2 separate regions of the Homo sapiens genome follow, and region 1 is linked to region 2. A link is a contact called in ENCODE Hi-C data. All regions are on one chromosome and are shown on one strand. The core of a region is the stretch at or near the end of the contact, and the rest is flanking DNA. Distances in the headings are between cores, read along the strand shown.

Evidence for each region. Hi-C counts contacts between places; a loop is a spot of excess contacts on that map. Pooled maps may share reads with other maps.
Region 1: a loop to region 2 is called in a pooled map, with 7 times the contacts of the local background. The contact joins the enhancer-like site here to the promoter of GGNBP2 in region 2. A Hi-C loop is called at or near these places in 3 of 37 single-sample maps with no recorded cell type and 3 of 50 pooled maps.

What each region holds. Positions count from the first base shown.
Region 1 is chr17:37,818,819-37,822,988 of GRCh38, reverse strand. No RefSeq gene overlaps it. Among named protein-coding and RNA genes, the nearest start is that of HNF1B, 76 kb to the right of the region's middle. Within about 2 kb of position 2,413, at least 5 of the 41 ENCODE cell types and tissues checked have a DNase peak (open chromatin) inside an H3K27ac peak, as active enhancers do.
Region 2 is chr17:36,542,420-36,546,549 of GRCh38, reverse strand. GGNBP2 (gametogenetin binding protein 2) reads right to left here and starts at 1,631. Exons shown (of 14, transcript NM_024835.5): 1 at 1,453-1,631; 2 at 733-931. The coding sequence starts at 825. It also overlaps a transcript of MYO19 not described here.

The sequences.
Region 1 (4,170 bases), core at 1,164-3,663, 1.3 Mb before region 2:
CTGGCTAATTTTTGTATTTTTAGTAAGGATGGGGTTTCACTATGTTGGCCAGGCTGGTCTCGAACTCCTGACCTCAGTTGATCCACCCACCTCGGCCTCCCAAAGTGTGGGGATTACAGGCGTCAGCCACCGCACCCGGCCCTTTTCTGTAAATCTAAAACTATTTTAAAACAAAGCATTTATTTAAAACTTTTTTAAAATGGTGCTTTTTCGTTTTCTTTAGTCTGGAACCTTTACCAGAAGGTTCATTACAGTGTCCATAACATGGTAGGTGTGGAATAACAAGTATTTGAAAGAGGAAAGAAAGAATGAGAGAGGGAAGGAAGGAGGACTAGAGAAGAGAGGAAGGAAAGAAGGAAGGGCAAGAGGGAGGGAGAAAGATATTAAGGGACAAAATACGAAAGTAAATAGAACCAGTCAGGTGTGGTGGCTCACACCTGTAATCCCTTCACTGAGAGGCCTAGGCAGGTGGATTGCTTGAGCCCAGGAATTGGAGACCAGCCTAAGCAACATGATGCGACCCCATCTCTACTAAAAATACAAAAAATTAGCTGGGCATGGTGTCGTGTGCTTGTAGTCCCCACTACTTGGAAGGCTGACGTGGGAGGATCACCTGAGCCCAGGAAGTAGAGGCCGCAGTGAGCTGTGATTGGAGCACTGCACTCCAACCTTGGTGACAGAATGAGACCCTGCCTCAAAAAGAAAAAAGTAAGTAGAACCATTCATCAACTGATAAATGGATAACTGTAGTATCTCTATGCAATGGATTCAATGGGATATTGGGCCATAAAAAGAAATTAAGTAGTAATACATTCTATAACATGGAAGAGCTTGGAGACATTATGCTAAGTTAAAGTAAGTCCACCAAAGAGACCACATATTGCATGGTTCCATTTATATGAAATGTCCATATGCAGATATGAAATGTCCAAAGGCAAATCCATAGAATAGCAAATAGATGAGTGATTACCATCTTATCTGTTGGGGACTGGGGAGGAGAAACAGGAGCAGCTGCTCACGGTCATAGGGTTTCTTTTTGGGGCAATGAAAATGTCCCAGAATTAGACAGAAGTGATGGTTGCACAACCTTGTGAATATATTAAAAGCACTGAATTGTACACTTTAAAATGGTGAATTTTATGGCATGTAAATTACATAATAAAGTTTAAAATAAAATAAATGAAAATTTGCAAAACTCAATACAACCCGATCTGTACCTTCAAGGAGCTCACAGTGTACTGGGGGCACCATTTCGGTCCAGGTGACTATAAGCCTCTCCCCTTGTCTGTAAACTCTATGGGGGTAGGAGCCATAAGTGTCTTGTTCATTCTTGTGCCCAGCACCTGGTAGGATCTCAGTAAGCACTCACTGAATGAAGGAGTCAGTATGTGAAGTCTTGAGACAAGTATATGTACAGGAGCTCTGGGGCCACAGAGGAGAGGCTAACTGTATTTATTTATTTATTTATTTACTTATTTATTTATTTAGTTTTGAGACAGAATCTTGCCCTGATGCCCAACCTGGAGTGCAGTGGTGCCTTCATAGCTTACTGCAGCCTCAAACTCAAGCATCCGCAGCAGTGGGGACTACAGACATGCACCACCGCGCCCAGTCTTTTTTATTTTTGTAGAGATGAGATCTCTCTATGCTGCCCAGGCTGGTCTCGAACTCTCAGCCTCAAGCAATCCTCCCACCTTGGCCTCCCAAAGTGCTTGGATTACAGGTGTGAGCCACTGCACTTGGCCAGAGAGGCTAACTTTCTAAGGCATTCAGAAAAACCACAGGCTCTGATGTGGACAAGATTTAACAAATCATGACACCATAAAGATTTTGAAAACTCTCCCTAGTGACTAATCCAGGCAGTTCCAAGTCCCCAGGCAAAGCCCTGAAAAGGTGGCTGCTTCTAGCCCACTGCCCATTCCCTGTGCTCGGCAACCACTTTCTCTTGAATACCCACAAACTCCTTGGGGAAATGTGGTCTACCCTATCCCAAGAACTCATAGTCTAGAGAAAGGGATGAATCTGCACACCCCCTAACACCCTACCTCTGCTGCTGCAGTATGCTGAGAAGGAGAGCAAAGGGATGTGCCCCAGGGCCATGACTAGCAGGTCACAGCCCTGGAGCAGCTTTGGTGACATCATATCAGTATGAGGGGCCTTGAAGCACAAAGGAATGAATTTATTCTGAAATACAGTTTCTGGGTTGGTCCATCTCCACTATTCCTCCTACAAATGGTTGTGTGTTTTCTTCTTCCTCCTTTCAAGCGGGAGTGCTTCATAGGTCCTTAGATCTAGCCTTTAAGGTCATCAAGTCCCCAGTAAGACCCCCAGGTGACCTGACTACTCAAAGCTAAGTGCTACTAAACAAAAAAAAAAATGAAAACTGCTTTTTGACTTCCTGAGCCACCCAGAAGGAAGTGAATATTTTTTTAATCTAGTTTCAAGTACCTAAAAATACTGGGCAGCTCTGGCTGGAAACTGTCACAGATACAGAAAGGACTCAGCAGAGAGCTCTTGATCACAAAAGTGAGCTTAGCGGGGGAAAGAAATCTACCCAACTAAGCACTGCAGTCTTGGCAGATCAGAAGTGGAAACGCAAAGGACTTGTAGGCGCACAAGGCTGGATGTAGTAACAGCCCAGCTATGTCAGCTTAGGAAGGTAAACTCTGAGCCTCATGTGTAACAAGAGGATATAGTGCCCACCTCACTGTGTCATTTTTAGATTACAAAGATTATGGGTGTCAAAGCATCCTGATTAAGGTCTGGCAAATAAGAGACAGTAAACTGCAGGACTTGTTTTTCATTGTTGCTGTTACTATTATAATTATACCTTGTAAATTTGGAAAGTATTTGGAAATAAATTTTTCATCAAAAAACTGTCTCTAATCCTCCAGTGTATTCTAAAACCTATTCAAAGAACAAATTGAGCCCTGGATCTTTATCCTGGACTAAATTGCAAATAGCGTTTCTATGCCGTTTTGTAATGAGTACGTTGTGATAAAATCACAGAACATCAGACACCGGATTTTAGACATCCACTCCCCTGCCTTTCAGCCTTGTCTGTAAAACAAAACAAAATACAACAAAGCACCAATGAGCCGCAGTGGATAGGCTGAGAAGGAGATTTTGGCCCTAAAATGTCTCAAACTTCACGTGAAATCTGATTTCAATCTTTATTTCTTATTAAAATGTCAGCTTTGCAGGAATGCACTACTTTAACACCTGATAGAAGTAGAAACTCACATGGTTTCAACAGAAGAAGGAGGAAGAGGGGGAAGGAGGGAGAGGGAGAATAAGTGGTAGCAATAGCAACTGCTCTGCACCAAATAGCTCTGATCTTGGCTAGCTACTAACTTTTGAATTTCTCTGGAAAATCAAGGGCGATGCATTACACATAGGAGTTCTAGGAACCAGGTTTACCAAGTTTGATTTACCTAACTCATCAATTAGCACATGCTTCCCCACAACCCCGCTCCCCCAACCCCACCACCACCAGTGACCAAACACTATTTGGAGGTTGTCTTCTCCTTGTCTGCCTTCTAAATCCTGCCCACCCTTTAGGGTCCAATCCCCATTCCCATGAAGTCTCCAGAAATGATTCACCATTCTTTTGCTTTGATGAACTCAGACTGACAGAAACTTAAGGTTGAAGTGGACAGTGGAGTTTCTTACCCACCCTCAAATACTGCAAAATTCCCGAGCCATCACCACCTGTGCTGAAATATCTCTGGTAACAGAGAATGCATCGCTGAACGTGGCATTCGTAGGTTCTGTTGCTGACTGCTAGAAACAGCAGAACCAAACTCAGTTTCCCTGCTACTTCCATTCATAGAGCCCCAGTCAGCCTCAGGGCCACAGAGGGTAGATGTCATTCCTCTTCCTCAGCAGGCTGGCTTCAGGACCCTGGACTCAGAAGGGCACTATGTGACAGGCTCTGCTTTAGCCACAGGGCATTCAATTCAGGGGTGTTTAAGTCATGGTCCCTGGCCCCACCCCCTGCATTTGGAGTGGGTGGCAGACAAGGAAGCAGATTATAAACAAGAGGTTCTCAAAGTGTGATCCCTGGACCAACACCAGCAGCAGCACCTGGGAACGTGTCAGAGATGCCGAATCTCAGAGCCCCACCCCAGACCTGCTGAGTCAACAGTGTTGGAGGTAGGCCCAGAAATC
Region 2 (4,130 bases), core at 382-2,881:
TAAAGAATAAAGTACCCGGAACTGGGTCTTGACACTCAAGATGAGCAATCAGCTTTTTATAGTACTCTTACACATTCAATAATTTGGCTTCCTTTAAAAAAAAAAAAGTCCACCTGTAAACTAAATAATGCGAAGAAAGCCCGTTTTGAAGAAAGGGCCTAGCAATACAATCATTTCAAGAGTTTTAATGCATTAGGCAATACGAGACTATTTACAACGAAATCAAACCATTTTAGTGGAATCTTGACTGTGCACGAGCATGTCACTCTGCCCCCAGTAATTAAGCTTATGTGGTGAGAGCTACCAGTATTAAAACAGAAAATACACAGGTAGCAGTGCAGCTGCGACATTACCAGGTAATTAAGCCTCCCCGAGGGTAGGTGGTTTCTGTATGGGGTAGGCCCTAAACGCCCAAGATCCTTCAACCCCTCTCTGAGATGTGTGCTTTGACAAAAGCAGCGTCTCCTAAAGGGAAAGGGTCAAGGAATAAGGTTCCAAAAGAAGGAAAATCTGGAGAGAGGGAGTGCGTACGGAGCTCTGGGCTTGGGGCCGACAGAGGTTACCGAGCCACCCACTGCAAAGGCGAGTTTGTGGGGCCTGCTGAAGAGAAGGCCTCGCCTAGGAGTTGCAACACACTCTTTCTCCAGTGCGCAGCGCTCGGCCTGGGGGAGGGGGAGGAGGGGAAACAGCTGCCAGGGGAGCGGCGGGCCCAGCCCGGCCCGGCCCGCTCACCGTCAGGGTGTCGTCTATGTAGAGGGGAATCTGCCTCCTCTCGAAGGGGAACTCCTCCTCCCCGTCCCTGCACACTGCCACGAGTCGCGCCATCGTCCCCGACGCTGCCGTTGCCACCGTCACCACCTCCTCCCAGCTGCCGCCGCCGCCGCCGCTGCTGTTTCTGCCGCCGCCGCTGCCGCCTCCTCCCAGCTCCTGCCTGCAACAGCCAAACCCCGCGAGCGTAAGCACCCGCCGCTGCGCAGCACATTCGCCACGGGGGGCAGGGAGCGGAGCGGGAGGGTACGGGAGAGCCGGGCTGCGTTTCCCATCACCCGATTCCACACACGCTCAGCCAATCAGCGCCCAGCGCCGCCGGGACCCGCCCCCCTCGCGCCGCGCTCCCTCCCTCTCTCCCGCCCGCCCGCCCGCCCGCCGGCCTCCAGTCAGGGTCCAAAGGAGAGGCGGAAGGGACCGGCCTGCCGGGGGCTTCCCCGCCCGCTGCAGGAGTCCCGGCCCCAGGACCCCACCCCTGGCCTGGGCCCCGCAGCCTGTTCCCCGCCGCCCGCCGCCCGGGTGCCCTCTGCCCCCAACTGACCCCTTCTCCCCGCTTCTGGGCGCACCCCGCCCAGTCGGCCCCAGGACTGCAGTTGCCCAGCGCGACCCCGCCCCTGGGAGGGATCGACCCCGCAGCGGCTCTGCGGAGTCCAGGGAACGGGGAGGCTCAGACCCTTTCCTCACCCTTCTCGGAGGAGGCTGTCGGTTCCGACCTTCACCGTTTTCGTGGTCGCCTCGCTAACTCCCACCTCTGCTCCCTGTTACTGGCTGACGAGGCCCGCGTCAGGGCCGGCGTGGGCGGGAGCGCAGCTCCGAATGTCGTTTCCTCTACGGGCAGTCAGCCGCTCGCGCCGCGGGGAGTGGAAGAAGGAGGGCGGGGGACGAGGGGAAGGTGGGGCCGGGCGGGGTCGGGCGCCGGGCGGGACCCACGTCCTCTCGCGAGACTGGGGCTGGCCGCGCTGGGGACCCCGCTGGAGAAATTTGCGCCCAGAGGGTGCGGGGCCGCCCTGGCCGTCCCGCCCGTGGGCCCGGCGCCCTTCTCGGAGCCCAGCCATTCCGCTAGACCCGAACTAGGACTGGTAGGAGGGGTGATCGGCCCAACCTCAGGCCCCAGCCGCGGGCCGGGAAGGCTTCCCCACGGACGAGGGGCAAGCCCCTCGACGTCAGGGTGTCGTCTATGTAGAGGGGAATCTGCCTCCTCTCAAAGGGGAATTCTTTCAGCGAGTCAAGCCCGTCTGATTCGGGGCTGACTCAGGGCAGAGGCCCAGAGAGGACCTGGATAGGTTGCGAGAAGTCGAGATCAGAGGGGGCGGAAGGCAGTGAGAAAAGGGAGACGAGCATCGGGGGGTGAGAGACAAACTCAGGTCTGGCTCTTGGCCCTTGACGCCACTGAATTCGCTTCCCACGGTGGGAAGAGGAGAAAAGGGCCCTGACACCGCGGCTCGCCAGGGGCCCGCTGCGTAGCTGCATCCCGATCCCGCTGAGGGGACAGCAAATAGTGAAGTGCTGATAGCTTGTGGTTGTCGTTACACTGGAAGGAAATAGAAAACCGGACAGTGGTGTGTGTGTGTGCGTCTTGGCCAAAGGAACTTCTTGGGCTGGGTTAATGTGAGCAGGTACTCCCTTGGGCGAAGTACTGGCACTGGCCAACGGCCTTTCCCTCTGGCCGTCTCCGAGGAAGCAGAGCTGCTGTGAAGACAGTTCCTCTCGCCACCGTGTGTTCAGTTCTGACCTTGAAGGTTTTGGAGGTCTGTTGTGAAGATATTTAGCCTATGAAAGTCCTGGTGATCTGAAGGACAGATCAATTTACTGCTCTATTTCCTGGAGCTGTGATACCTTTAAAAAAAGTATTTTGGGTCGGGCATGGTGGCTCACGCCTGTAATCCCAGCACTTTGGGAGGCCGAGGTGGGTGGATCACCTGAGGGTCAGGAGTTTGAGACCAGCCTGACCAATATGATGAAACCCCCGTCTCTACTAAAAATACAAAAATTAGCCGGGCGTGGTGGCATGTACCTGTAATCCCAGCTACTAGGGAGGCTGAGACGGGACAATCACTTGAACCCGGGAGGCGGAGGTTGCAGTGAGCCCAGATCGCGCCATTGCACTGCAGCCTGGGCAACAAGAGCGAAACTCCATCTCAAAACAAAATAAAGTATTTTGGTTATCACATGGAGTCTTAGAGATTCACAACAAATAACCCATAGTGCACCCTTAGCCATGTTGACTTAGTACATTGTGTGGTCATTGTTAGGGTCGGTGACATAATAAACGAAGAACCATTGTTCATTCCCGAAGGTGTCATTACCCGGCAAATATTTATGTCTTCTGGGCCGGGGTCATGGCTCACGCCGGTAATCCCAGCACTTTAGGAGGCGAGGTGGGTGGATTACTTGAGGTCAGGAGTTCGAGACTGGCCTGACCAACATGGTGAAACCCAGTCTCTACTAAAAATACAAAATTAGCCGAGCGTGGTGGCGCACGCCTGTTATCCCAGCTACTCGGGAGGCTGAGGCAAGAGAATCGCTTGAACCCGGGAGGCAGAGGTTGCAATGATCCGAGATCGCGCCATTGTGCTCCGGCCTGGGCGACGAGTGAAACTACGTCTCAAAAAAAAATTTTTTTTATGTCTTCTGGCCATGTTAGCAGAGTAGAAGAGTGAGTATTAGCTTGAATCTAATACGTATGTATGATGTTCATATACATAGCCAAAATTTGGACATTTTTAGAGAATCTTGCGTTTTATGTAAAAAACAAAACAAAAACCAGGACGGGGGCGGCGGCTAACACCTGTAATCCCAAGACTTTGGGAGGCCAAGGCGGGCGGGTCACTTGAGGTCAGGAGTTCGAGACGAGCCTGGGCAACATGGAGAAAACCTGTCTCTACTAAAAATACAAAAATCAGCTGGGCGTGGTGGCGAGCACTTTTAATTCCAGCTACTCCGGAGGCTGAGGCAGAAGAATCGCTTGAACCGGGAAGGCGGAAGTTGCAGTGAGCCAAGATACTGTGGCCTTCAGTATCTAGAGGTGCTCCTACAGTGGTACATCAATTAATGTACCCACTTTAAACCTTTTTTTTTTTTTTGAGACGGAGTCTCACTCTGTCGCCCAGGCTGGAGTGCAGTGGCGCTATCTCGGCTCACTGCAAGCTCCGCCTCCCGGGTTCATGCCATTCTCCTGCCTCAGCCTCCCGAGTAGCTGGGACTACAGGCGCCTGCCACCACGCCCAGCTAATTTTTTGTGTTTTTATTAGAGACGGGGTTTCATCGTGTCAGCCAGGATGGTCTTGATCTCCTGACCTCTTGATCCGCCCGCCTCGGCCTCCCAAAGTGCTGGGATTACAGGCGTGAGCCAACGTGCCCAG